Regions from separate parts of the Homo sapiens genome. Here region 2 is linked to region 1. The links are chromatin loops, found by intact Hi-C in ENCODE. Cell type or tissue: HepG2. All regions are shown on one strand. Links, peaks and the distances in the headings refer to the core of each region. The heading gives the core; the rest is flanking DNA.

Region 1 (14,950 bases), core at 6,671-14,670:
CAAGAAGAGTGACAGGAGCCATGGAGGAGAGGACTGTCTTAGGGACCCACAAATCATACCCCTGAGCAAAGCAGCCAGACACCATGCTGGGACCCTAGCATGAGACCACAGCCCTTGCCTCAAGTCCGGGGCCTTCAGCAAGACCCTCTCAATTCCCTTTTTTTGGAGGACCAGCCTCAGGGGTACCAGAATCCCTAAAAGCCCTATTCTCCATGGCTTGGACCACAGCCTCTCATAACCTGCTTCATCTCCTGCCTCCCACCTCCTTTGATGGTGCTGCAGTTATTGATGCCCTCTGAGGCTGAAGGTCTGAGCCATCCACAGGGAGGAGGCCAGGTCAGGCCCTCTGTGATCCAAGGAGGCTTGCCTGATTCATCTGGGGATCAGGCATTGGGCTAGGCTCTTTCTTGAGAGGTCCAGAGAAGCCCCTTCAGGATGGATGGGCATGAGCCTCACAGCCCATGTGGGTCCCAGCCCCTCCCCAGGCAGTCAGTCTCCCCCTGAGGGCTCCAGGCCTTTCCGGGCCTGGCGCCTGCCTCTCTCTGCACTTGGCATTCCAAGAGCCTTCCCACTGCCAGCCTCCATCTTGGCTTGGCTGCTCTCTGTACCATCTGGAGCCTGGGCACAGCTGCCCACAGTCCCTGCCCTCGTGCCCCAGGTGGCTCTGTTGGCACACAGCTCGCCCATGCCAGGCCAGCTGACAGTTTGATAGCCAGAATACCCTGCCCTTCTAAGCCGTGTCAGGACCAGGCCTGATGTGGGCATGGGGTAGGGGGTCAGTTGGGTGGAATTTCTGGACAACTTTATATTTCCTGGCTCTAGGCAGGCTTATCCAAGAGGGATGACAGGGTGCAGTCAGGTCTAGCCCCATGGATTTTGGCCACTGTCCTCATCCCTAAAACAGATCTTACCCCATAAGGTTTTCTGGATAAGTGCCAATTCAGAAGGGCACAGAGTCTGTCTTGTAAGACTGGGGTTTCAGTGTTGGCTCTGCAGCCCACCTCTCTGTGACTGAGCTAAACCCCTGGCCTTCTCTGTGCCTCAGTTTACCTCTCTATAAAGGGAGATTGAACCAGATGATGCACCAGGCTTCTCCTAGCCAGTCCCTTTGAGTGTGGCTCCTTCTCTGGGGTCAGCAAGCTCCCTTATAGGCCTGACTGAGCAGGGGCACCTCAGGTTCTTGGCTCTGCTGCTTGCTTCCTGGCAGCTGCAGAGTCTGGGCCAGGGAGAGGGTGGCTCCAAGGTACAATGCCTCCCAGGCAGAGCCCTGGCAGACCTGAGGGCAAAGTAAGTTCATAGCCGGCTATCATTTCTGCTGCAAATGCCAAGGTTTTACCAGGGTGTGGCCCACATCTCCCCATTAAATGGAAAGATGACTGCTAGCGCTGTGCCCCTCTGTGCTAAAACCCTTACTGGCAGGATCTAACCAAATCCTTACAAACCCATGAAGTAGGTAAACTATCCCCATTTCACAGGCAAAACTGGGGCTCAGAGAGGTCATATGACTTGCCTAAGGCCCCTCAACTGGTCAGTGATTGAGCCGGGATTCAATCCAAGACTCAAAAGCCCCTGTTCTTCCCTTGGCCCAGGAGATAGGCCTGTCTGTGGCACAAGGCAAATCCAAAGTGGGAGACCCAGGCGGAGACCGGTACCTGTCAGGATCTGCCCCAGATGCCCTTTCCCAGTCAGCCCTGCCTGATTCTGGAGGACATCCACTTGGAATTCTCCCAGTTCTGGGGAGGGCCTGGGGTTGCCAGGCACACAAGACAGGACACTGGACCAGGAATCATGAGTCCTGGCCTCGAGTCCTGGCTTTGTCTTGGACTCACTGTGTGACCAAAGAGGATCTCTCAACTTCCCTGATTACAAGGTTCCCTTATCTATAAAGTGCAGGAAAACAGCCTGCCCTGCCTCCCTTATTGAGACTTTATGAGAGCTGAAGAGATAATGGATGTGAAAACTGCGAAGGTTCTTGTGGGAAAATTGTGATTATCCTATGGTTGCTGTGAGGGAGCACGGGTGTGTGAGGGCATGCGAATAGGGTGGTGGTGGCGCCTAGGCATAGTGTGAGAGTTTGGATTGGTGGGTTATTTTCTGCCAGGGGGTGGAAGTGCACGTGCCATGACACGTTTGAGGGGGCTGTGTGCGTGTAAGTGGGCCTGTGTCCGAGTACACACAGGTGATGGTGACCAAGAGAGCCTAGGAGACCTGTAGCCAGCATCTGGGGGTGGGGATCGCACACAAGAGTCATCTTTGAGCTCATCTGCCTATGCCGGGTTGTACTGGTGCAAATGAGTACAAAAACTGTAGTGCCATCTCGTCTGTGGGTTACGCCATTAGGGCACGTGCTGGAGGCCTGACTGACAGCTTCTATGGGGACAGACAGGGCAGATGAGGCTGTTGAGCTAGAGGTTGGCAGAAGACAACCTGAATCCTTCCCACCTCCCATCCTGGAAAGGGCCAGCCTCTCAAAGTGGCTGTATTTCCTCCTTGAGCTGACTCCATGGTCTGCTGGAAGCAGGGCAGTGTTAGACAGCCCAGGGTCCTGGAGGAATTGTCCTCAGCTCCCTCTGCTTTTGTCTTCCCCCTGCCTGGCCCCCAGGTCCCCTCCTGTCACTGGCTATGGGTATGGAAGACAGCCCTCAAGAACAGAGCTGACATTTCAATCTGTCTCCCAGGCTCTACAGATGCCTGCAAATTGCATCAAGACTTCATCACCCCTCCTGTCCGACACCCAGCCCTGTCTGGCCTCTGTCAGCCTGGCCCTCAAACAAGTGACAAATTACATTCCAGCCACTGCAGCAGACCCACAAGAGGGTGCTTGAAACCCAGGGGACCAGAGCTGCACAGACAGCCTCTGGTTGAGAACAGGGAGCCTTCTGGATAGGAGCCACTTCATTCCACACTCTCATCCCAACCCTCACCACTAGACTGGGCCGGGAGCCAGGCCAGCTTGAAAGGGCCATGCCTCCCCTGGACCAGAGGGGGCCAGAGGTCTCAGTCTCAGTTTTCCCAGCTTTACAGACTGCTAGGAGCAAGGGTGGCTGGTGGGAACTCAAATCCCAACATCTTAAAAAAGCCAGGCCAAGCCAAGACCCACCTCCTTGCTAAACCTGGGGGTGCTGAGCTTGGGAATAAAGATGTCTAGATGTTATTTCTACAGAAGATGCCCCCATGAAGTTGGGAGGATAGGGAGCTGCCTTGTCTCAGCAAAGCAAGACTGCTTAACCCCTATGTGACCTTTTGCAAGTTCCTTAGCTTCTCTGAGCCTCTGTTACTGGTGGGTATTTTACCACCTATCTTATAGATTCACGGTGAGGATGAAAAGCACTTAGTACAATACAAGGCTTGACACACTCTATGATGGCAACTGTTGTTACTCTGTCGCTACAGCTTCTCTCTGGTCCCAAAGCAGCAAGATCAGGAAAAAGAAGCTAGAGGTCAAGCCAGAGGTATATGGGGAACTAGGAAGAAAATACAAATTAATTTCTAGTAATACTTCTCTGCCTTTGCTTTCGTGGTAATTTCCCTGTAGTGAGCGTCCTCCCTTCCTCCTTCTCCCAGTGCTCCTCTCTTCAAGGCACTCTGAGACCCACCTGCTTCAGGCACTTTCCCTGAGCCTCTGAGCCCTTCGCTCTCCCCCCGAGGATTCCTGCTGCCTGCATTCAGTGCCACTTAAGGCGGAATTATATGCTGCCTGGCATCTCTCGATAATTACAGATTCCACGTGTGTGAGTCTTGTTTTCCCAACTCTAGAATCACAGAATCTCCAAGTTTGAAGGGACCTCATCCAGCCTCCGCCTGCTGCAGGAATTCCCTGAGGAATGTCCCCAGCAGATGGTCAGGCAGCCTCCGCCCAAACGTGCCTGGGTGGAGAGTTTCTCACAGAGAGGAGACGCCTCGGCCTCCAGCACCCTGCCTTGAGCCTTCTCTTCAGCCCAAAGACCCACCAGGTCTTTCCTCTCAGGCAGGGGTAGGGACCTCTCCCTGCCCAGCTGCCCCTTCTGGAGTCCCCAGGGCACATCTCTTCTCAGCACCCAGTCTGAGGGGCCCTGAGCCTCGCAGCAGCCATATCCTTGGACCTGGCTGGGCTCAGCATCCTCTATGCTTCTCAGCTCACAGGTATCTGATGGGGAATGTCTCTCCAGCAGCCCACACATTTACTCTTTCCACACGTCTTTGTTGAGACTGGCCAGTGAAGAGGGCACTGTGACCCAACATGCCACCCTGGGCTTTAACAGCAAGATGGGCAGGGGCCAGTGGGGAGAGTCTGAAACAGAAGGACTGCTGGCCTAGCCTGGGAGGCAGACGATGCGGCCCTAAGATCTGAAAAGATGACCAGCTTCACCAGGAGGGGAAGAAGGGAAGATATTGCCCCCGCAGAGTCCCATATGTGGATGCCCAGGGGGCAGAAGTGAGGGGTGGTCTGCGGCTGCAGTGCACGTTAATGAGGGCCGCAGAGATACTGGCACCAAATGTGAGCTGGGCAGTTTGGAGCTTGTCCTCCAGGCAATCTGAAATCAGCAGGAGATGAGTTGGGGATGGGAAGTGTTAGACAGACAGAAAGCCATTCTCAAGTGAAAAGTAATGGGCAGGAGGTAATTAGGGCCAGGACAGTAACAAAAGGATAGAGAGGAGGAACCCATTGGAGTATTTGGGAAATAAGACTGGGAAGGATTTGGTGACTCACTGATGCCACTTAACCATCCCAGGTGGTCAACCCTTGAAACCCTGCTTCAGAGCAACATGGTAGGAACCTTGAGCCCATGTAGATCAGTGCTTTTGAGTTGCCCGAGGATCTTGTTAAAATGCAGAGTATGCTTTAGTGGGTCTGAGATTCTGTATTTCCTTTTTTTTTTTGTTTTGAAATGGAGTTTCGCTTTTGTTGTCCAGGCTGGAGTGCAATGGCGCGATCTCGGCTCACCGCAACCTCCGCCTCCCAGGTTCAAGCGATTCTCCTGCCTCAGCTGCTTGAGTAGCTGGGATTACAGGCATGTGCCACCACGCCCAGCTAATCTTTGTATTTTTAGTAGAGACGGGGTTTCTCCATGTTGGTCAGGCTGGTCTTGAAATCCTGACCTCAGGTGATCCACCTGCCTTGGCCTCCCAAAGTGCTGGGATTACAGGCGTGAGCCACAGCGCCCAGCCAAGATTCTGCATTTCTTACAAGTTCCCAGGTGAGGCTGCTGATGCTGGTCCAAGAACCACATTTTAAGTAGCAAAGAACTCCACTAGTTCGTTTTATAAAATGAGGAAACTGAAGTTCAAATAGCAGCATATTTGTCCAAGATCACATGGTTAGGATGAGGTCCCAGATTTCTGGGCTCCCAATCAATCCAGTGTTCCTTCTATCAAGCCATGCTGCTAATTTCCCTCTGGGCAGAGTCCGTCGTTGTCCAATCCTTGTTTGCCTGAATGGAGGCATGGAGCCCAGAAAGATGCTCAAGGGACTGAGGGCCTGAAGATCAGCATGATAGCAGAGGAGACTGTGACAGCCAGGGGAAAGGATCGGAGAAAGAGGCTCAGAAAAAAGAGAGAATCACGATTGACATGCGGAGGGGCATGGTGTAAGGCCCAGCTGACAGTCAGCAGGGGCCAAGTTGGGCAGGGCCTTGAGGGCTAAGCAAAGAGTTTGAACTACATATTATCGGCTTCACAGACTCAATGGGGAGCCACTGGAGGACTTAAACAAGGAAGCACCATGATCAGCAACAGATCTAAGACCGTTAGCTGGCTATAGTTCAGAAAATACTGCTGTAGAGGGAGGAGTGGGTTAAGCCCTACAGGCAGGAAGGCTGGCCAGGAGGCTGCTGCGGTGATCTAGGTGCACAGTAACGGCGATAAGCTGGGGAATGGCAGTGGGGATGAAGAGTAATGAACAGATTTGAGATCCAGTTGACAGGACTGAATGACTGACCAGGTATGAGGGAGGAGGCAAGATGCCAGTTTCTGATTTGGACACCCAGGGAGATAGCAAGATCATTCCCAGGGGAACTGCTGGCTAGGGGAAGACAGTCACCTAGCATGAGGCAGGCTGGGTGTGAAGCATCCAACAGGGATGTCCAGGGGAAGCTGGGCACATGGATCTGATATTTAAGACCTCATACTGCTGACCAGGGCCTCGGACACCATCTGGTTCAATACACCTACCCCATCCCTACTTTACAGATGAGAAAACAGAGCCCAGGGAGGGGCAGGACAGGAAGCAGCTGGTGTATCTGAAAAGCTTGGAGACAGAAAGATGTGTTTACAAACCCCAGTTCTGCTAAGAATCTCTATGTGACCTTGGATAATTTACTTAATCTCTGAACTTCCGGTCCTGTCTCACACTGAGATGAGCAACTCCTGCACTGCTGAAGTGCCCAGCTCAGGGCCTGGGGGCTCCGATGCTCAAGTAGCATTGAGGATTGATCTGCCCGGGGCCTGCAGGATCCTGAGGGCGGCAGGATCCAGGCAGCAGGAAGAAGTCTGACTACTTTGCTTTTCTCTCTCTACTCTACTGACAGGTCCAGAATATCAGCCTCCGGGAAGGGGAGACAGTGACTGTGGAAGGCCTGGGGGGGCCTGACCCACTGCCCCTGGCCAACCAGTCTTTCCTGCTGCGGGGCCAAGTCATCCGCAGCCCCACCCACCAAGCGGCCCTGAGGTTCCAGAGCCTCCCGCCACCGGCTGGCCCTGGCACCTTCCATTTCCATTACCAAGGTAAGGCCTGGGTAGTTGAAGGTGGAACCAGCCCAGACTCGCTGCCCTCCTTGCTGGGGAGGGGGGTCTCTGTGCAATTACATCCTAGAGGGAAGGAGCAGAGAGGGGCTAGTGACACATAGCACAAATGTCCAGTGAAGCTCTGGACAATTGGAGGTAAGTATCGCGTATCTGAAACCTCCAGGATCTTCTCTCTTCCACCCACCACCCTGCAGAGAGCTGGTCTTGACTCAGGATCAGGTAGCCTCTAGGTGTGCCCGTTGTCCCTCATTCATTCATTCAGCAAACTTTTCCTAGGCACCTGCTCTTTGCCAGGCTTGTGCTGGACACTGGCAATGTCAGGATGCACCAAGGTCCTTGTCCTCAAGGAGTTCTTTCTCAGGAGGAGGCAGACACTTAAACAGGCAATAACAATAGAAGCCCTCCCCAAATGCAAGAGGGTGAAGGTCAAAGGGATCTGACAATGACCATCTGCTTAGCTGCCAGACTGCCCTTCCTGAACTGCTTCACCCACCTTGACCTGGCCCATGCCCCAATCAGCTCAGAACACCTCTGGAAATAAGGGAGCAGCACGATGTAATGAAAAAAAATCACAGACTCAGGCAATGGGCAGATCTGTGTTTGAATCTCCTCATTGGCTGTTGACCTTGGACAAGTCATTTGACCTCTCTGACCCTTCTGCTGTAATATGAAACCAAAACACCTACCCCACAAAGTCATGGTTAGGATTAAGCAAAATGGTACATGTCAAGTGCTTAGCACATGCTTCATTAAGGAAACCAGTATTACATGACTGGCAGGATGGGAGAGGGAGGAAAAGGGGCTCAGGACTTTGCCGCTGTCTCAGCTGTGTCCCTCCTACCCATCCCCCTCTCTGAGCACAAAGTCAGCTCGATCCTTTGCATGGGTTAACTATTTGAGACTAGGGAGAACTAATACGGAAATAATTGGTGTGAACAATCAAGGGATTGTCTTGCATTGTCATGGACCACTTCCGCAGTCCTGCAGGGGACCACAGCCGGGCAGAAGAGCCAGCACTCTGGAGATGGGGCTGCTTGGAACCCCACCTAAGGAGCACTCACCCTACCCTCACCCCTCCACCCAAACTACTGGAGCAGTCTGGCATAGCAGCAGGGAGCCTGGAAGTGGATGGGGCTGTAGAGTGGCTTGGCAGAGGCAAGGGGCCAGCTGAGGCAAGGGTGAAACGTCTAGGCGGCCCAGCTAGCCTCCCTAATGGCTCATCAATCCTCCCTGGCAGCAGGCATAATTTCACGCCATGATAACCTTCTCTCTTGCTGCAAATTCCTTTGCACAAAACTCCGGACCTCCTCTCTGTCGGGCCAGACAAAGGTGGCTGAATGGCAGTGAGCTGGAGGCCCAGCAAGGGGGAGCAACCTCCAAGGAAGGGCTGGAAGAGCTGGCCTGGTCCTGCCTCCTTCTCAGCTCCCAGAAGCCCTCCCTCGTCAGCCCAGTTTTTGTCAATGATCAGCTCTTGCCTTAATGAGTGTAATTCCCCTAATTATAGGCTGTAATTAGCCCTGATCCCAGAGATGGGAACAGGAGGAGCGTGTGCTCACACGCAAATCTCCGTGGGCTAGAGAAAGAGGGTGCCAGAAGAGGGGGTGAGGGGCCTAGTACCCACACCTGTGCTCGAGCTGTCCAAGCTGATGTTGGAGGTCACAAGGATGAGCCCTCACAAGGGCCTTATCGCAAGACCAAGTCAACTCCCCTCCCACAGCCTCAGGCAGGGTGGGGAGGCAGACGGCCCTGACAGACATCCCCCTCCTGCATCCTCAGCATTCCTGGCACTGGACTTGGCTCCAGAAACAGACTCCAGTGAGAAAATAACTCAACAGATTGCAGTGGTTCAGGCTCCCCGGGAACGGTTGTCATGGCAACAGGAGGAAGCTCATCCTGGGAAGTGATACTTTAACTACTATGGAGTCTGGGGGCTTCATTGTCTGCCCCCAGCCTCCTACAGTTCCAGCCCAGTTCCACCCCATTCCAGCCCAGTTTCCTCATCTGTGAAACGAGGGCCCTCCCTTACTAGAGTGGTGATAAGAACTCAAAGGGGAAGATGTAAGGGGAAATGCTGGGCCTGAGCCTGGCTCATGGTCTAGACCCCACTAGGCGTCAGTTAACCTCTTAACCTCCTCCACTCTGGGTGTGGTGCCCCACACCCCTTTCTCCATCCCATCCTGGACTGGGACCTCTCCCCAGGTCACTGTGAGTGGCTGCCCTGGACAACCACCCAGAGCAGGCTTGTCTGTTACTCTCAGATTTCTCTGACCCCTGAACCCAAGTTTCTACTTCAAATGAGGAAGCAGGTGGGGTGGTGGTGGAAAGCAAGAAGGCTTCAGAGCCCAGGAGCTTCAAGTTCCTGGTCTAGTACTTCCTTGCTGTGTGATGAGGGCACAGGGTCTCTCTGAACCTGTTCTCATCTGAAAATGGGCTCATAGCCCCTACCTTGCCTGCCTTTCTCCCAAGCATATTGTAGACATCAAGAAAGAAGAGTGTGAAGGCATTTTAGAATCTGGAAAGTACATGTAGATGTGAGGTGCTATTATTAATCAAGATTACAAACAATAACAGCAGGCTGATGTCTTAGGCATTTGTTCAGGAACTGCACATATGTCTTCTCACTTAACCTCCACAACCTTGGATGTAATACTGAAAGTGGGTGGATAAATGAGGCAACTGAGGCACAGAGAATTTAGGTAACTTGCCCACGGTGGCACAGCACGTAGGGAAGAAGCCTGCATTCAAACCCAGGCAGTCTGACCCACAGCCCACCTGCTAAGCACTGCCCTGTACTGCCTGCCAAGCACAACTAGCCACTTACCGACCATTCTCTCCAGAGCCCCATGAGAGACAGAAGAGGAGGAATTCTCCTCCCACTTTCACAGACATAGTAACAGGACAGGTGAAAGTCATAAAACTCAAATTTCTGGACCCTGGTCTGCCCTGAGACAGCCTCTTTTTCTTTTTCTTTTTCTTTTTAATGGGGGGGAAGAAAGAGGGCCCATTTTTCTATTCACACAAAGGCACCCAGGAACAGAGGCCTTGCATGGACCTCTCCTCCCATTTACCTGATACCATCAGTGGGGCTGCCCCCTACCCCAAGACCCAAGATCTTCAGTCTAGACAGTCCTCACTTTTCCTACCACCCCAAGGGTTATCAGGCTCTGTAGCACAAGCCTCTCAGCCTCTCCTTGACCCCTCCAGGCCTTTGCTCTCACCTCTTAGACGCAAGCCAGGATCTTCACTTTTTTTTGAGAAAGAGTCTCACTCTGCCGCCCAGGCTGGAGTGCAGTAGCGCAATCTCCACTCACTGCAACCTCTGCCTCCCGAGTTCAAGCGATTCTCCTGCCTCAGCCTCCCAAGTAACTGGGACTACAGGCGCGTGCCACCATGCCCAGATCATTTTTTTTTTTTTTGTATTTTTAGTAGAGATGGGGTTTTACCATGTTAGCTGGTCTCGAACTCCTGATTTTGTTATCCACCTGCCTCGGCCTCCCAAAGTGCTGGGATTACAGGTGTGAGCCACCGTGCCCAGCTGGATCTTCACTTTTATTTTATTTTATTTTATTTTATTTATTTATTTTATTTTTTGGAACATGGAGTCTCACTCTGTCGCCCAGGCTGGAGTGCAATGGCATGATATCGACTCACTGCAACCTCCATCTCCCCGGTCCAAGCGATTCTCCTGCCTCAGCCTCCCGAGTAGCTGGGATAACAGGCGCCTGCCACCATGCCCAGCTAATATTTTTGTATTTTATTAGTAGAGATGGGGTTTTGCCATGTTGGCCAGGCTGGTCTTGAACTCTTGACCTCAGGCCATCCGTCCACCTCAGCCTCCCAAAGTGCTGGGATTACAGGCGTGAGCCACTGCACCGGGTTGATCCTTTTAGCTACCACCCCAGCTTGACCCCAGGATCGGGATATGCCAGATTGTTTTGTAGGATTTGCTGCCACCATTTGGTCAAATTTGGTATGACAATTCCAAAGCTACCAGCTTTCCCAGGGCAACTTGTTCTTTCCCCAACTTCCATGAAGGCAGTGCACTGCCTCCCTACCCTCGTCCCCATCTTTTTCTTGTTTGTTTGATGTTGTTTTTCGAAACAGGGACTCACTCTGTCACCTAGGCTGGAGCGCAGTGGTGCAATCATAGTTCACTGCAGCCTTAAACTCCTAGGCTCAAGCGATCCCACTTCAGCCTCCTGAGTAGCTAAGACTACAGGTACACATCACCATGCCTGGGTATTTTTTAAAAATTTTTTACAGAGATGGGGACCTCACTATGTTGCCCAGGCTGCTCTTGAACTCCTGGCCTCAAGCAATCCTCCCACCTTGCCCCAGCCTACCACCATTCTGGATTTTGTTTGTTTGTAAGTTTGTTTTTTTGAGATGAAGTCTCGCTCTCGTCCCCTAGGCTGGAGCGCAATGGCACGATCTCGGCTCACTGCAACCTCCACCTGCCGGGTTCAAGCGATTCTCCTGCCTCAGCCTCCCGAGTAGCTGGGATTACAGGCGCCTGCCATCACGTCCGGCTGATTTTTGTATTTTTAGTAGAGATGGGGTTTCTCCATGTTGGCCAGGCTGGTCTCGACCTCCTGACCTCAGGTGATCCGCCCACTTCGGCCTCCCAAAGTGCTGGGATTACAGGCATGAGCCACCACTCCCGGCTGTTTGTTTGTTTTGAGATGGAGTTTTGCTCTCGTTGCCCAAGCAGGAATGCAATGGAGTGATCTCAGCTCACCACAACCTCCACCTCCCGGGTTCAAGCGATTCTCCTGCCTCAGCCTCCCCCGTAGCTGGGATTACAGGCATGCGCCACCATGCCCGGCTAATTTTGTATTTTTAGTAGAGACGGGGTTTATCCATGTTGGTCAGGCTTGTCTCGAACTCCCGACCTCAGGTGATCCGCCCACCTCGGCCTCCCAAAGTGCTGGGATTACAGGCATGAGACACCGGCCCGGCCACCATTCTGGTTTTAAAAGAAGTCCATGGCCATTGGCATCAAGCTTTTTAGCATTTCTCAGTGAATACTGGGAAAGCCTTTACTGTCTGATTTCACTCTTTGCTGCTGCAATTCATATTTATTCCCTAAAGGAAAAACAGTATCAACACTTTACATCTGTATAGGTTTTTCACTATTTCAAGTGCTTTCATGTCTACGAGTCATTCAATAAGCATTTCCTGAAGATATAATATCAGCTGGGTACCAGAGATACCAAGCTAGATAAAATACTCTATCATTTCTTCTCACAGTAACCCTGTAGGTAGGCTAGGATTTTAAACCTCATTTAACAAATGAGGAAACACACACACAAAGATTAAATAACCTGCCTAAAGTGTCATAAAGCTTGAGCCAGAACCTAACCCTTCTAATTTCCAGCTCTGTCTGCTCCACTAACCAGCCCAGGCTGCTGGAAATATCACTGGTAACCTTCTAGGGAGGAGATTGGAGTTGTTTTGGAACTCCTAGTGCTTCCTCTGGCCCCAAATGACACCTCCAGGCAGACTGAGGCAGACCTCCCCCAACCAATGGCCCAGCTCCCGCCCCCACCCTGCACACATACACAGTGTCACCCGTTCTCTGTTTGCAGCCTATCTCCTGAGCTGCCACTTTCCCCGTCGTCCAGCTTATGGAGATGTGACTGTCACCAGCCTCCACCCAGGGGGTAGTGCCCGCTTCCATTGTGCCACTGGCTACCAGCTGAAGGGCGCCAGGCATCTCACCTGTCTCAATGCCACCCAGCCCTTCTGGGATTCAAAGGAGCCCGTCTGCATCGGTGAGTGCCCAGGGGAAAGGGCTCAGTGCTGAGCAGAGAAGTGAGGTGGGGGCTCATCCCTGCTCTCTGTTGCTCTCTGCCACTTTCATTTGCTCTTCATAAGGAAGCCAGAAAATGGCCATGCACCTCAGTGGCATTCATCCAACCTGCACTTATTGAGCATCTACCAGATGAAGGCACCACAGGTACAAACAGCTGAATTAAACAGGGACTCTGCCCTCAAAGAACCCACATTTCCAGGAAAGGGAGAAAGGAGAAAGCACAGAGGTCACCAATTTCCAGGGGAAGAAGTAAAAAGCACCAATGAAAAGACATAAAGTGACCTGGGAGGCAAGGGCGCAATCATTCTTAGCTGGACATTTAGGAGGCTTCCTAGGGGAGGAGGCACTGCAGGTTTGACATTTAAATGGAGAGAACAACGTGGGCAGGGACATAGAGGCAGGCAGGTGAGGGTGTTTAGGGACACAGAAGACAGCCAGGTTTGGCTGAAGCCTGAGACATGTGGCAATGGAAGGGCCTTGAGTGTCAGGGCAAGATACAGGCTGAGGAGCTGTTGAAGCTTATGAGAAGGGAGGGCCTTAGAATTCCTCAGGAGATGACTGGGAGGCCAGCCAGGCAAGACAGTTTGAACTTAGATTGTGATTTGGGGAATGAAGCAGAGGGAAGTTCCAGAAACTGATGGGAACTGGGAAAAGGGAAAGGGGACTCCCAGGTCTGGTCCTGAGTGATCAGGTCTGGGATTGCTGCCAATGAAAAGGGGCTTGTTGGAGAAAGGAAGACTCAGTGTTTGGTTTGCAGTATGAAAAGCAACTTGGGCTTTTTTTTTTTTTTTTTCTTCGAGACGGAGTCTCGCTCTTTCACCCAGGCCAGACTGCAGTGGCGCTATCTCGGCTCACTGCAAGCTCTGCCTCCCAGGTTCACGCCATTCTCCTGCCTCAGCCTCCCGAGTAGCTGGGACTACAGGCGCCCGCCACCACTCCCAGCTAATTTTTTGTATTTTTAGTAGAGATGGGGTTTCACCATGTTAGCCAAGATGGTCTTGATCTCCTGACCTCGTGATCCACCCACCTCAGCCTCCCAAAGTGCTGGGATTACAGGCGTGAGCCACCGTGCCTGGCCGGGCTTTTTCTTTTTAGTGGGTATGGGCTTAGGCTTTTGAATCTTTTTTTTTTTTTTTTTTTGAGATGGAGTCTCCCTCTGTCACCCAGGCTGGAGTGCAGTGGCACGATGTCCGCTCACTGCAACCTCCACCTCCCGGGTTCAAGCGATTCTTCTGCCTCACCCTCCAGAGTAGCTGGGGTTACAGGTGCATGCCACCATACCCAGCTAATTTTTTTGTATTTTTAGTAGAGATGGGGTTTCACCATGTTGGCCAGTCTGATCTCGAACTCTTGACCTCAGGTGATCCACCTGCCTCGGCCTCCCAAAGTGCTGGGATTACAGACTTGAGCCACCATACCCAGCCATGAATCTTATTTCATTCTATAAATTCTTCCTGGGTGCCAGGCACAACCAGAGTTGAATAACACAGATGCTTTCTCAGCCCTCGAGGATCTAGCGGGGAGGCTGGCAAGCAGCTCAGTGCAGAGGATGCTACAATAGGAGTAAAGGCAGAGTGGTGGAGGAGCCCAAGGGATGGAGAGCTACTCCAAGATGAGAGAGGAGGCAAGCAAGGCTTCCCAAGGAGACAGCATGGAAGGATTTCAGAAATATTAGTTTGGGAAAGTGGGGTGGGTTCCTGGAACTGCATATGCAGAGATGTGCAGGCATGAAATAGCACAAGATAGTGAGCACACAGTGAAGTGTGCCTGAAGCAGAGGGTATGCGGGGAGAGGGGACTGAAGCTGAGTCTAGAGAGAGGTGGATTCATAAAGGGCTTGAACACCATTTTCAGCTTTAACTCTATCCTGAGGGTAATGGGGAGCCACTAAGCAATTTTCAGCAAAGGATGGGGCATGATCAGATTTGAAGGGCAGTTCCATTCTGAGACCAAGCTGAGGCAGGTCTGTCCTTTCTGCAGAGAAGAAACTTGCCCCAGCCCCCCAGGAGCTTTACTAGGTTACAATATTCTGCTGCCTTGAGCATTTGGAGACAAAGGTCCTGTGTATTGGTCATGGCAGCCTGGTCTCTGAGAGTTGGGTAGGTCAGAGCTATGTGTCCAGGAGAGGAAAGCACTGCCTGGAACCAGCCATACTCCTCTTGCCTGAGGACCCCTCTCTGGCCTCACATAACCGCCAGGAGTTTGTGGCCAAGTAACCCAGCAATCCTCACAGATAGCCATAGGCAAACTGTTCAGTCTCTCCTTAGAAAGAGAGGACAGCCCCAAGCCAGTAGGGTCAGCACTAGAAAGGTCAGTCAGCCCAGGAACGGCAGTGGTAGTGAGGCCGGGGCGGATGGCATGCACATCAGGTGTTTGCCGCCCGGATCTAGTGCTAACCCCTTTTTACATTCAT
Region 2 (14,950 bases), core at 2,990-10,989, 77 kb before region 1:
TGAAATGACTCCTCTTACAGGGATGTACTATGTGGGAAAAATGAACTCATGCCAAGACAACGGGCATATCTGTTGAATTATGAAATGCTGAGTGATGTTCTAATTCCCAAGCCATCCTGTGGTGGATGAAGCGGGAGCTCCCCATCCCTGGGAGTAATCAGCGAGCTGATTCTGCCGGTGAATGTAATTGTGCCGATTGTAATCATTTTGCTCCAGCTCTCTGCCCCTGTGGCATTTCTTTCTTAGCCCAGATATTGATATAACAGTGGGAAATTTTCCATCTGAATGTGTGATGCCAGACCCTCCCCTAGTCCGAAGATGTGTTTGGGAAATTCTCATTTTCCGTGGATCACAGCTGAGCTATTTGGCCTGAGGGAAACCGTGCGCTGCTGGAGAAATGCCTTGGATTGGAGAGAGATTTTTGACCATTATGAGCAAATCGGAAATAAATGTAAAACACTGCCTGGAAATGCAAAGGCCTGTGATTATGGGAGATAGGTGAGAGGCTCCTATGGGAAATGCTTAGAGAATTGGAAACCAGTCAGTCAAAACCGGGATTGGAGAATGGGCCTTTTCCTCCCAGTATGAAGATGGATGGCTTCCATGGGCAGATTGAAAATCATTTAAGTGCTTATTTTCTTAATGGCTTTTTCTAGATACCAACAAATAGACTGCTCATTCTGCATCAATTTCTCACCCCTGTGTTCGTGGCCTCCCTGTCTTCTTTTTTTCTGCTTAGACCTGGGCTGTAAGTTTGGGAAGGAGAAGGGTGAGAGGAGACAAGGGCATCAGCAGGATAAAAAATGACCGGGAAATGAATGGTCAGGACTAGCTACAAAGAAGGACTGAAAGCCAGCACATGGGTTGCCAGGGAACCCTAGAAAAGAGTGCAGCTCCCACCTCCCAGAATGCCCATCAGCTGAGTCAAGAGCATTTAGTATGAACTATTCCTTCCTCCTGACCCTAGCTTGATCCAGCACTAGGAAGAGGTAATTGAAGATTCCTCCCGAGGGCCTTGTTGACTCTGCTATAGCCCGACTAATGCCTCAGATATGATGTAGGGAGTTGGTGATCAGGGATTTCCACCAGTTACTGTAGCAGGACAGGGTGTAGGATGGAGTGGGGAGGAATTGGGAGAGGAGACGGCTCTCCCTGCACCTGCCATCTCCCATCCCAAGCTTCAGCTCTCCCCTCTGTGGGTTAAAAATGCCCAGCAAGCCAGCTCTGAGTCACCTTGGGGAAGGGATTCGAATGGGGACTTGGTAATGGCTGCTGCCTTTGTTGGTTTTGGAGGAGCTCTAGGCATTTCATCTTCCGTTCAGTGGGCCGAGGTGGAATTGGTTAACAAAGACTGCTCCAGGGAGGGGATGTGGCTGACAAGCCAGACACTTCGCAGACACAAGAAACAGCAGCTGCAGAGGGGGCCACCAGGTTCTGCCAGCAGCTGTACTGCCTACGGCTGTGATCTTGTCTGATACTGTCAGCTAAGCAGGGGCAGCCCAGGTCAGGAGCTAGACAGTAGGACTCAAAGGGAGAAGGCGGGGCAGGAAAGAGATGGGCCAGGGAGCTGGGTTTTGCTGTTGGAATCAGCATCCTGGCTGTACACATCACAAAAGATTCAGACCTTGTGATCTGACACATGTGTCATTGTCTGTTCCCAGAATATATGCAAATGTCCCAAACCCACCCATGTTTAGTATGCCGCTGTCACAGGAAGCAGCTAAACAGAATGAAAAGCACTGGACAACCACCTGAACTGCCAACTCCTAAAGGTTTTTTTTTAATCATCATCAAATAGCATTAAGTATGCTCATATCTATCAGTAGTATTATGGTATTGTGCTGGTTCTTCTAGAAAAACCTGGGGAAAAGTAAGAACCACACAGATGATGAATCATTTAGAAAATAAGAATCAGTAAAAGCTAAAGGAATTAGAATGGCTTTTAGCCCAAAGGTAGTAGAGCTGTATTCAGATACCATTCTGAGAATGGGAAGTATCTGCTCTGTGTCCCTGCTAAGTAAAAGAACCAAATAAATTGGTGTGCCTGAGTACATTAGGTTAGCCATAAGAAAGGACTTATAATAATAGAATAATAACAATAGTAGTAAGAATACTTAGCACTCTAGAGGTTTTTAAAGCATATTCACATTACTTTTCATTTTTCGTAACTGGGGCTATGAGACATCAGAATGGTCTTTTAAGAAGGGCTGTGATATTTCCCTGTCTTTAAATGCATAGTAGCAGTCTTTTGACCTGGGATGATTTAGGCATGAACTTATTTGGAGACAGAAATGGACAAGTTAACCAGTTTGAGGTATCTTCCACACCCAGGGCCAGCAAGCTACCACTCAGGGACCAAATCTGGCCTTCTGCTTGTTTTGGTCTGGTCCATGAGCCAAGATGGTTTTTAAATTTTTTAATTGTTGATTTTTTTTAATCCAAAGAAGAATAATGTTGAGTGACACATGAAAATTATATGAAGTTCAAATTTCAGTGTCTATAAATAAAGTTGTATTAGAATACATCCAGGCTCATTTATTTACATCTTGCTTTCACACTACAATGGCAGAGTTGAATAATTGTAACAGAGACCACGTTGCCTGCAAAGGCTAAGATACTTACTACGTGGCCATTTATAGATAAAGCTGGCCAACCTCTATTCTAGACTTAAGAGTATAGTAATTCTGTGATTTGCATTAATGGGATAAGACCCTGACTACCCGGCAGCAACCCTCTCATAAGATTGTGAGGAGAATGGAATGAGTTATAGGTGTCAGGTACTTAGGCAACTCTTAGTTTTTTCTTTTCTTTTCTTTTCTTTTTTTTTCTTTGAGACGGAGTCTCACTCTGTCACCCAGGCTGGAGTGCAGTGCAGTGGCGTGATCTCGGCTCACTGCAACCTCTGCCTCCCAGGTTCAAGCGATTCTTCTGCCTCATCAGCCTCCCTAATAGCTGTGATTACAGGTGTCCACCACCATGCCTGGCTACTTTTTGTATTTTTAGTAGAGGCGGGGTTTCACCATGTTGGCCAGGCTGGTTTTTAACTCCTGACTTCAGGTGATCCACCTGCCTCAGCCTCCCAAAGTGCTGGGATTACAGGCGTGAGCCACCATGCCCAGCCTAGTTTCTTATTGTAAACACTACATATATGGTGAGGAGGAGGAGGAAGATGGTTTTCCAGGTGCTGTTCTAAGCCCATTACCTACTTATCCTCACCCCAGCACCATGACACAGGTATTAGTATCCCTACTTCACAGATGAAAAAAGCTGAGTCTCACCAGAGGTTCAACAGCTCGTTCCAAACCACACAGCTGAGCGTGTCAGAGCTGAGATTTAGAGCCAGGTCCAGTTCCAAAGCCCGTCCAAATTCCTGTCCTCCTGGCAAAGAGGAGGATTGTGCGCTTCTGAGAGTCTCCTACCCAAGGATCCCTCTCCCTCTTTCCTGCTGCCACTCCCCTTGGTATCTGTGGTTGTTGCACCCATCTGTCTCCTCCTGCCTTTCCTCCCACTGTTGCTCAATGGAACAGAATGCAGCTGACCCAGAATGGGTCAATAAGGGACTGCCCCTTATTGAAAGGTGCTAGACATTGGGCCAAGTATTTCACAAAAGTCTCATTTAATCCTCTCAGAGCCCTATCGTAAAAAGTGAGGCACAGAGAAGTCAAGAAACTTTTCCAAGATCACACAACTGGTGTGGAATAGAGCACAATGTCAAACCTAAGCCTGTCTCACTCCAGAATCGTCTCCCTCGGAAAGATTCCAGACACTCTAACGTCTCTTAGTTGCCTCATTGTGTGCTAGGAGGAAGTGTGCCCTCTGAGGCCCAGGGCGATTCTTTTAGCAAAAGATGCTCAGCAGTATTCACAGACAACTGACAGAGAGGGGTCCCTCTGCCGGGCCACCCACCAGCAAGACATGCTCCTTTATTTGGGTGCTGGGTGCATTAGCTGCCTCTGAATAAATCTGTAATTAGCTGCCCTGGCTGATTTGCATAATGGATTTCACTTTGTTCTTAAGTTAATGGTATTTTTGCAACAGAACACTAACCTCTTGGTTCCTGGCCATTAAAATAACCACCACCCTATCAGGTAGAGCCAGGGTTTGTAGGAAGTTCAGTTAAGAGTCACAGAGGAGGTGGGAGGGAGGTGGGATGGTTAAAGTTCCCATTGCATCACAGATTATTGGCTTTCTTTCCCATGAGTGTTTGAAAGGTCAAGGGTTGGAGAGAGCCATGAAGGCAGCAGAGAAAGACGTGGAGGCTCACTCCCTGGCAAGCAATCCAGCCTGGGGAACGTCCCCATTTTGTTCCTACAGGAAAAGGTACTCAGAGAGAACAAAATGGGTTTATAGGGCTGCTAAAGGGGGTGAGGACCCCTCAGGAAAAGTTAGGATGTTGATTTGACTATAAAGAATCCTGGGCCAGGCACGGTGGCTCACACCTGTAATCCCAGTACTTAGGGGGGCCGAGAAGGGCAGATCATGAGGTCGAGAGATCAAGACCATCCTGGCCAACATGGTGAAACCCTGTCTCTACTAAAAATACAAAAATTAGCTGGGTGTGGTGGTGCGCACCTGTAGTCCCAGCTGCCCGGGAGGCTGAAGCAGAAGAATCACTTGAACCCGGGAGGTGGAGGTTGCAGTGAGCCAAGATGGCGCCACTACACTCCAGCCTGACAAAAAAGCGAGACTCTGTCAAAAAAAAAAAAAAAAAAAAAAAAAAAAGAATCCTCCTGAAAGCAGCCTCCTCCTCTATCTCAACCCCTGCCCTAAAAGAGTTGCAGAGGCCTCCACAGAGTTGAAAATACACACTCCAGCAGACTCCTGTCCACTCTGGGCATCTGCCACACGGTGCCTTGCCAGCAGGCTTTCCAGTACTGCTTCTGCTAGCCTTGGACACATGGTCTGAACCCAGTCCTGCAACGCAGAGCCTGGCCAGAGTCAGCTGGACCTGTGGGGTGACCACCATGACAGCAGAACTCTTCCATGCATCTGGTACTTCTTGAGGCCTTGTGTCCCTCCCATTGCATTCCAAATGTTCCATGGCGCTGCCACTTCACACACTAAAAGTACCTGCAGGTGCAGAGCCCCACGATTCAAGGAATTCCTCCCACAGCCCACCTGTGCAATTGGGTTCCAGCCTCGTGCTCCAGCTGGGCCCATATCTGATAGCACTCATGCATCATCCGGGTGTAAAAGTCTTCCAGGTACGCCTTTCGGATTATCCGGCTTTGTCCATGGGAGCTTCCTCGGGAGTGTGGTAGAAAGAACTGGAAGTGGAAAACAAGAGAGATGATGGAAGCCATTACCCCTCACACTGCATCCCCTGTTAAGAGCCATATCAGCATGTGCTGTCAACCAGGAGCCATTTATCCTTCAAATATTTCCACACAATCTGGGGAAGGATTATGCACAGGAAGATAATTTGAGCCCAGGAATTCAAGACCAGCTTAGGCAATATAGCAAGACCCAGTCTTCTCAAAAATTTAAAAACTATCAGGTGTGGTGGCACTTGTAGTCCCAGCTACTTGGAAGGCTGAGGTAGGAGGACTGTTTGAGCCCAGGAGTTTGAGGCTGTAGTGAACTATGATAGTACCACTGCACTCCAGCCCGTGCAATAGAGTGAGATCCTGTCCCCCCACAAAAAAAAATTCACACAATCTTTCCAAATTCTCTCTTTATGACCAATTTACTGACTTGGCAATCAAGATAGAAGTTCTTCAATAGCACTAACTTAGGCTTCCTTTTTGCTAACGTTGTTCACATCCAGAAGTTCTTTTGTTAGCTAGTCTTCAACCATCCTGCTGCAATCTCACCTCACTTAGATTCACAAAGAAGCAAAATTAGAAAAAACCTTCCAGTTCAACTACTCCAGCCCCTTCATTTTATGAACAAGGAAACTGATGCTGACTTTATTTCTCTGTGGCTACAGATCACTCAGGGTAAGAGAACCACCTCAGGATTCAGCAACAATGAGTTTCCTGAGAGGATGAACCAGGAATCCCTTGGGCTTTGAGAAAACTGATAGAGAAATGAAGAAGGTTTCTAACTACTCTGGCTCATTACCAAGAAGAGCAAACCATAGCCAGCCTGGGTAGCTGCAGGCAGAATGGAAAGGGAGAGTCCACTGCAGTGGATAGCTGGGTGGCCCTGTCCTCGAAGGACCCTGCAGACACACAGGGCCCACCCACATATGCAGTGGTCACTGCAGACTGCACTGCGTAGCAGGAAAAATAAGGCCTCAGTCTCACTTATCATGTGTCAAACAAGGAGGCTGCTATTATCTGGAGGTGGCAAAAAATAAAAAATAAAAAAAAAAAACAGAAGCTTCTGCTGGGTTCTGGTGTGAGAGGCCAGGAATATGCAAGACAGAATCCTACCTCTTAGGCTGATAAATCAACCTTTGCCTCTAGGCAAAATTATCTTTACTTTAGGTTACCTAGAGCAGAACCAATTATTTTTCTGGGGTGGGGATCAACCATTTGGGCACAGAAGGGAAAGAGTAGTGAGAAGGAAGAGAACAGGGCCTAGGACGCTTGGTCAAGGGCAGGAACTGGGAAGCAGTAGAAAGAGGAAATGTGCCTAGAAACCCAATGTGGGTATGAGGGATGTGAAACTTCTTTGAATTGCCATGAAACACACTAGGCAGCTAAGATACAAATTACACAGAATTTTTGATGATTCAGTCCCTTTGGCCTTGCCCTGTAGCCTGCTGGCTCTGAAAACCCTTCTGCAGGGGAGGAGGGTAGGACAGTCCTTACAGCTGGGGGTGCAGAAGGGACACAGTACCTGCTCCAGCAGGAGGATCCTCTTCCTGTGTTTGGCCAGGTGGTATGCAGTGAAGCAGCCCTGGATCCCCGCCCCAATCACAATGGCGTCCCAGAGATCTTTCTGAGCCGCCATGATGCCACTCAGCCCCACAGCCACAGAGCCTCAAAGGCAAAGGCAAGCAAAGACAGGCTCCCGGCTAAAGGACGAGGAGGAAGGCAAAGTCCAGCCTGGCCAGTGTTCCCACAATGCCCTGGGGTCGTGTCCTCCCGCTTCCCTCTCTGCCAAGCCTGGCCCAGGGCTCAGTCTCCCTTCCCCTGCGGAGCAGAGCTGGGTAGTCTGATTTGTGAGGTTTAGCCCAGCTCAGCCGCCAGCCTCACCCTTGCATCCCTGTGGCTTTCTATTCTTGGCTCAATTATTGTCATGCAAATGGGCTCCTTCCTTTGCCACCTTCCTGTCTCATTATGATCTTTGTCTCAGGACTTCGGCCCTGGAATTTCAATGCCTCCTAGACCATACTGGGCACCGGGAATGCTGCCTCCCCCTGCTGGTTTTCCCCTCTTCAGCCTGATTTGCTTTAGAGATTCTAGAGGGCCCCGCTAAGAACTTGGCACGATGCCCAGAATAAGACCCACCTCCCTGGTGGGTGGTGAGGTCAGGGGGTAGAGGCAGGGGCCAATTGGGAGGGCAGTTTTGTAATTATGAAATTATTCCCAGCATGTTTTACTTTCATTTTGAAGAAAGAAGAAATGATCCTGAAAAGACAGAAAGGGCAGAGTGAGAGGAGGAGCCCTCTCCTCAGCCACAGAGAGGGGACCAGGCCAGCCCAGTGCCTGGAGGGGCCCCGTGTTGAGCATCTCTCTGTCCCAGGCAGTATGCTTAGTAAGTACTGATACTGGCATTTGGGTAGGGCTTGATTGTCATACAGTTCGAGGGTACTCTTTGAGAAAAAGAAAAAAGGAGAATTATTAATACAAAATTAGATGCCCGGATGTGGAAGAAACTGTTCAATTAAGGACCCCCATGGTTGAAGTTTCATTTGCTTCATGGTAAATTTGCCTCTGCATGAGTTATCTCATTTACTCCTCATAGCCCTAGGAGTTTCTGCGGGTTTTTGTTTTTGAAGTTTTGGTTTTTGAGAGGATCTCTGGGATCTCACTGTCACGCAGGCTGGAGTGCAGTGGCACGAACTCGGCTCACTGTAGCCTCCACTTCCTGGGCTCAAGGGGTCCTCCTACCTCAGCCGCCCGAGTAGCTGAAACTACAAACGCATGCCACCATGCTCAGCTAATTTTGTTTATTTTTTGTAGAGACGAGGGCTCACTGTGTTGCTCAGGCTGGTCTCGAACTCCTGGACTCATACAATCCTCCCACCTCATCCTCCCAAAAGCTTGGATTACAGGTGTGAGACACTGCACCTGGCTTAGGAGTATTTTTATGCCTACTTTTGGCAGATTAAGGATGGCCCCAAATTCTTTTTCACTCCTTCTATCACAGACTCTGTGACTGCTTGACCCATAAAATATGGCAAAAGTGATACCATGACACTTTCTGGCACAGCCCTAAAGAGACTGGCAGCTTCCTCTTCTTATGTTGGAGCCCTTACTTTTTTTTTTTTTTTGAGAGGGAGTCTCGTTTTGTCATCCAGGCAGGAGAGCAGTGGCACTATCTTGGCTCACTGCAACCTCTGACTCGTGGGTTCAAGCGATTCTTCTGCCTCAGCTTCCCGAGTAGCTGGGCCTACAGGCGAGCGCCACTACACCCAGCTAATTTTTCATATTTTTAGTAGAGACGGGGTTTCACCATATTGGCCAGGCTGGTCTCGAACTCCTGACCTCATGATCCGACCACCTCGGCCTCCCAAAGTGCTGGGGTTACAGGCATGAGCCACCGCACCTGGCCAAGGAGCCCTTACTCTCTGAGCCCTGAGCCACCATGTTAGAAGTGCAGGCACCCTATGGGAGAGTTCACATGGAGAGGACCTGGGACCAGGTGGAGAACTCTATATAAGAATGAAGTTATCTTGGTTTGGGAGGCTGAGTCAGGAAGGATCGCTTGAGGCCAGGAGTTCCAGACAAACCTGTGCAACATAGCAAGACCTTGTCTCAAAGAAAAGTGAAGTCATCTTGGTTCCTCCAGCCCAGCCTAGCACCAGCCAAATAGTACCAAGTGACCCAATTGATGCTGCATAGTGCAGAAGAATCACCCAGTCAAGCTTCATTCCTGATCCACAAAACCATGAAACAGAATAAAATGGTTGTTGTTTTCAGCCACAACATTTTGGGGAGGTTTTTTACACAGCCATAACCAAAATATTACTTAATGGCTGAAGACGTGAAGGCTTAGAGAGATTCTATCTTACCCAAAGCAACACCCCTGGTATACAAAGACACTGAGGCTGGGCACAGTGGCTCACGTCTGTAATCCCAACACTTTGAGAGGCCGAGGCGGGAGAATCACTTGAGGCCAGAAGTTTGAGACCAGTCTGGGCAACATAGCAAGACCGCATCTCTACAAAAAATGTTAAAAATTAGCCAGGGATGGTGGTGCATGCCTGTAGTCTTACTTACTTGGGAGGCTGAGGCAGGAGGGTCACTTGAGCCCAGGAGTTTGAGGCTGCAGTGAGCTATAATCACACCATTGTACTCCAGCCTGGGCAATGGAGCAAGATTCCAGCTCTATGGAAAAAAAAAAAAAAAAAAGAAAGAAAGAAAAGAAAGACACTGAACTGTGAACCTAGGTCTGTCTGCCCCAGAATCCGTTCCTTTAACCACTGTGCTTTACTGAGGATGAGTCAGAACTTGTAATGATGATTCCGATTTCAATATTTTGCTATTTCTCCCACAATGAGTGGGAGAAAATAATGGTCCAGGAAACCCACATGACTACAGGGAGCTGCCCTGCCTCCTTACAGTGGCCTGCCAAGGCCGCCAGCAATGCTTCTCATTCCACAAGTAATCCCCCAGACTGATCTTGGCAACTGGCTGTCCTCTCAGCCTAGCCCTTTTGTTCTTAGGAAAACAGGAGCCCAGAGAGGAGGTGCCATCGGACTGGATTTTTCTTTATCTTTTTTTTTTTTTTCCTGTTACAGGATTTCAGTCTGTCACCCAGGCTGGAGTGCAGTGGTGTGATCATAGCTCACTGCAGTCTCAAATTCCCAGGCTCTGCTGATCCTCCCACCTCAGCCCCCTGAGTAGCTGGGACCACAGGAGTGCACTACCACGCCCAGCTTATTTTTTGTAGAGACAAGAGTTTTGCCATGCTGCCCAGGCTGGTCTCAAACTCCTGGGCTCAAGCAATCTGCCCACGTAGGCCTCTCAAAGTGCTGGGACTGGCTGGGTGCGATGGCTCACGCCTGTTATCTTATCACTTTGGGAGGTCGAGGTGGGAGGATCTTTAGAGGCAAGGAGTTCAAGACCATCCTGGCCAACATGGCGAAACCCTGTCTCTACTTAAAAATACAAAAATTGGCTGGGTGTGGTAGTGCAGGCCTGTAATCCCACCTACTCAGGTGGCTGAGGCAAGACAATCCCTTGAACCCGGGAGGCGGAGGTTGCAGTGAACCGAGATTGTGCCACTGTACTCCAGCCTGGGCGACAGAGCAAGCCTGCCTAAAAAAAAAAAAAAAAAAAAAAAAAGTGCTAGGTTACAAGCAAAACCTACCATGCTTGGCTTTTTTTTCTTCTAAAAAAAAAAAACCCCAGAATATATATATATATATATATATATATATATATATATATATATGTATGTATATTTCAAGAGTCCAGAAATCCTCACAACTCCATATGCCACTCCCACCCCCCGGAACAGGCCAGCATCCACATCACAACTGGACAGCTCCCCAGAATAAAAAATGGCTGACATAACCGAGAAAAATGTACTATCTGAGTATGTAAAGGCTTGATATAAATATATAAGATCAGCCCCCAGATTTCTCTTGATAAGATGTCAGAGGAGATGAACAGTTTACGTACAAGGAAAAGCAGACAATAAATCCTCACATGGAAGTGTGCCCAGTCTCACTAGCAATGAAAGAAATGGGAATTAAATAACTTCAAGGTACTATTATGTGCCTATTAAATTAGCAAAAATAAATAAAAATGACAATCTCTTATGTTGTCAGTGCTGTGGGGACAGAGATAGAGGAGGGTGGCAATTTGGGTTGTCAGGATCTCCTGGAGGTGGCTGAGGCAATACACAGCAATCCGGGTAAAACAGCTCAAACCTTCTGACCTAGAAATTCAACCTGGGGAACCATATCCCAAGGGGAGACAAAGGTATGAAGATATTGATATCTGTGCTTTTACAATATAAAAAAATGGGAAATAACTCAACCACAAGGAATGGCTGAACAAGCTCTGGCTCGCTGGCACAATGGAATACTACGTAGCTATTCCAAATAACAAGCTGGACTCTGCTATGCAGAAATGTGTGTATGAGATAACCCTGAGAAAGGCAAGCAGAACACAAACAGACACACACACACACACTGCAACCAAGTGTTCTGTGTACGTGCGATCAAAAATCGAAAGAGAACTTGGTGGAGTAATTGAGCTTCATGCTCATTAGTTGCCACATTCTATAAAAACCACACATCCATTCACAATTTGTAAAAGAAGGAGCAAGCCCCCGGGGAAGCAGATGCTTCAAATCTCCCTGGCCCCTGGTTCCAGGGCCTGGGGAATTTCACTCTTTGTTCTAATCTCAGTTCTTCCTGCTGCCCTCGATATTTCTTATTGTTCAGTCCTCCAGGGAAGCTACAAAGCGTCTCTGTATCCCATACCCCCACCCCCACTTTGTTTAATACAATATCCCTTCAGAGATAAAATGACAATTCCATTTCCCCATCCCTACTTCACAAGGCTGCCCTGGATTCCTGGACTCAAGCATTCTGCTTCTCATTAACAATTTCAAACAGCTCCTCCGAAAGCAGACACTGGCCATGGCCCAACCTTGAAATGAAAAGCGAATCGACTTCTGAAGGCTTCCCCTTCTCTCAGGGTTGCCCGTCCTTGCGGCTGTCCTGACAGGGACAGGCAGAGAGACGCTATCCACTCAAATTCCATTTTAACACCCATTCTGGATCGGAAGACTATTAAAGGGAGAGCCAGCAGCCTTACACCTTGCTGCTTGTGTGTGTCAGCAATCGCTTCTCGTGTCCTGGGGCAGAGACGCTGAGGATATGAGGCTGAGCTGCTCATCTGATGGCTTGATTGACACTTTGCAGACGGGGGTGGGAGAGCTGAGCCAGGGAAGCGGCAAGCTGTACAGATCAGAAATAATGAGAGGACCCGAATCCGGAGAGAGCAAGGAATAAATGAGAGACCTAGGAGTTGGATGGCGAGGGAAACGCTTCTGTTCTCTTTTCCCTGCTCTGCTTTGCCAAGGAGCCTGGGGCAAGGAGGCAGGCAGGCAGACCAGGAAGGGCTCCCTGGACCCATCCTGCCAGCTGCTGGGGCATCTGGGGCATCCAAATGTGCAGAGGATGCCAGCGTGAGAAAACAGAGAGCGGCAGAGCAGGCTTTGTGCGTGGTCTCTATACACATCGCTGGCCCAGTTCGAGTCTCAGGTTTAATCTCTTCTCTGCCATCCTCCCTCCCTTTGCCCCCGGGGTCACCTACCCACCATCTCTTACCTAAATTATTGCATTAACCTCAAAACATTTCTCCCCGCCCCATCCTAGCCCCTCTTAATCTATCCTCCGCATCCCTGCCAGAGTCATCTCTCTAAACAGCAAATCTGAACTGGTCACTCCCTGCTGAAAATTATTTAATAGCTGCCTATTTCCTATTAGGATAAAATCTAAATTCTTTAGCTTGGCACACAAGGCGGTTCACACTCTGGCCTCTACCTGCTCTTGCAGCTTCGTCTCAGGTCCCTTCTCACTGTGTCCTTTATGCCCGGGCAACGCTGAGCCTAGAGAGGTTTTAGCATTCGGTGTGATTCTTCCAAATTCCCCGACACCCCCAAGCCCCCTTAGACAGTCTCTCTCCTATACTCCCTTCCCACCCTGCGCATCTCAATAACACTGAGCATATTGCATTGTAATTGTTTGCATGCCTGCCTTCCCCCAAGCTCTTTAAGGAGAAAAAGCCTTCTTTTCATTGTCATTTTTTTGTAGGTAATACATACATATAGAACAACATAGTGTACGAAAGAGACCACTGTGGAAAGGACGTCTGTTTCCACCCTATCCTCAGCTGCTTAGTTCTCCTCATCAGATGCAAGCAACGCTGTTGCTATTTTCTTTTGTGTCCTTCCAGAGATGTTCATGGGTAGACAAACATATACAGTATATTCTCTTTTATTCATCTCAAAAGTAGGGTACAAGAACACCCTGGTGTTTTCATTTTCTTTATCTTGGCAATCCACATCAGTCATACCGAGTGGGCACCTTCTCCCTGACGGCTGCATAGTATTCCATGGTGTGTAGGAGACATTTGGGAATAAGAAGGCACCCCCTCCTGTTTACTGATAGGTAGTGAGTTTCTCTGGCTCTCATAGGTGCCCTCGAGTCACAAAGCTCTCTAGCTGTCTGCTATTGGGTGTTCAGGGAGGGCGAGATGCCTGTTCTGGGCTGGCCCAGCAAGGTTTATCAAAGGCTGACAGCGCCCTCTGTGAGTGCCCAGGACAGCACCCACCTTCAGACCAGGAGGTGGAGGGGATTGAACACCCAGAGACCCTGGTTTCTGCTTCCTTTGTATTTGTTAAATGACATATATTAGAGTCAATGCTTCTCCCTCAAGATACAAGAGTACAGTTGCTAGGCAGACTCCAGGGGAGGGCAGAAAATAAGAAAAGTCTTGGGAACTAAGACCATAACCTCGAGAAAATACAAAGTCATGATTTAGCCTGGAAGTGAGGGGCAGGCAGGATAAACTCGTGAATGAGCACCCTCAGACCTCACTGGGACAAAAGGAAATGCACTGAGACAAAAGGAAAAGGAGGGTGGAGTGGCTTTCATCTGTCTCCAGGCGAAACTTCCCAGCAGGTAAACAATGGAATCTTCTTAGCCTTATTTCCAGGTCTTTCTCTGTCAATCCTACATAAAGACATGTCCATATTTGCACACTTATCTGACTGTGGTGCCCCAAAATATCCCCAGGTATTCATTAAGTGGTGTCTTCATACACATGTACATCCGAGTGTGTATATTTCTACCCCTAGGCTTTTGGAGAAGGCCCCATTAAAGCTCAGCAGGCAGTGGGAAAAATGAGAAATCAGAGTGCTCAGAAGTGGTCCTGTTTCTCTGTGGAGGTGAGGGTGTGTCTGGGATGGAGACGAGGTATGTGTCCCCTGTTGGCAGCTTTCCCTCCCTTCTCTGCAGAGATGCATTTCCATGTCTTTCTTGTGCCTCACAGCCTGGATATCACTATACCCTAAAGTGGGGAGTTGGGGAAAGAGTGGAAATTGGGAGCAGGAAAAGTAAACAGCTTTTGCATGAGCTGGATTGGCTTGATAGGTAACAGGGCAACAAAAATTCAGCAGCATGCAGGAAGATTAACTCCAGCATTGGGCCCTCTAGTAGTCTCCTTTCTGGGTAGATGTGGTCTTCCCCTCCTAGCTCTGCAGCCAGACCTGCTGATTTCGCTGTTTATTAGGGAACATAGACAGATATGCAAACTCAGGTCTTCCCCACACTATCCCGCCAGCCATAGGGTCATGGAGGCAGAGAATCCAAGGGAAGCCTGAGAAAAAGGAGGAAAGGAAAGCAGAATTCTGGATAACAACTTCTAAGCCTTCTTCAGTGCCCACCTTCTGCTTGTTGCCTCCAGACTGGCCCCTAAGCCAGTCTGGCCCATCTCTCGGCCACGATGCCTGCAGACACATCTTTCTTACTCTTTTTTCTCACTGTTTCTTATTCTGTTCTTTTTTCTGTTTCTGCCTTGGGTCCCCTTCCTTCCTTTGAAGTCAAGAGAGAAAGAGAGGTTTAAGGTAAAGCCTAGCGTGGTATTGTGGCATGCATCAGTAGTCCCAGCTACTCTGGAGGCCGAGATTGGAGGATCACTTAAGCCCAGGAGTTTGAGTCCAGCCTGGGAAACATAGCAAGACCTTGTCTCTAAAAAAAGGAAGAAGAAGAAGAAGAAGAAGAAGAAGAAGAAGAAGAAGAAGGAGAAAGAGAAGGAGGAGAAGGAGGAGAAGAAGGAGAAGAAAGAAGGAAAGAGAGAGAGAGAGTAAGAAC

What was found. Peaks named below come from ENCODE experiments on the same cell type or tissue, not always from the same donor. Only the 100,000 strongest peaks of a DNase experiment are listed, where the experiment ranks them.
Region 2: a loop joins it to region 1, with 9 times the contacts of the local background. A loop is called at or near these places in 9 of 110 quality-filtered maps.

Annotation. Positions count from the first base shown.
Region 1 is chr17:28,961,509-28,976,458 of GRCh38, reverse strand. SEZ6 (seizure related 6 homolog) reads left to right here. Exons shown (of 17, transcript NM_178860.5): 4 at 6,507-6,702; 5 at 12,312-12,497. All of the region lies in intron 1 of LOC105371716 (a long non-coding RNA gene), which reads right to left. Among named protein-coding and RNA genes, the nearest start is that of PHF12, 17 kb to the right of the region's middle. RefSeq lists enhancers at 3,634-4,511, 7,405-8,055, 8,743-8,832. In HepG2, for the core only: a CTCF peak has its summit at 10,668 (motif pointing left); DNase peaks (open chromatin) are centred at 7,357 and 10,658; H3K27me3 peaks cover 3,903 bases.
Region 2 is chr17:29,035,176-29,050,125 of GRCh38, reverse strand. PIPOX (pipecolic acid and sarcosine oxidase) reads right to left here and starts at 6,985. Exons shown (of 8, transcript NM_016518.3): 1 at 6,787-6,985; 2 at 5,119-5,267. The coding sequence starts at 6,900. RefSeq lists an enhancer at 6,618-7,506. In HepG2, for the core only: a CTCF peak has its summit at 7,312 (motif pointing left); DNase peaks (open chromatin) are centred at 4,165, 6,975 and 7,335; H3K4me3 peaks cover 2,795 bases.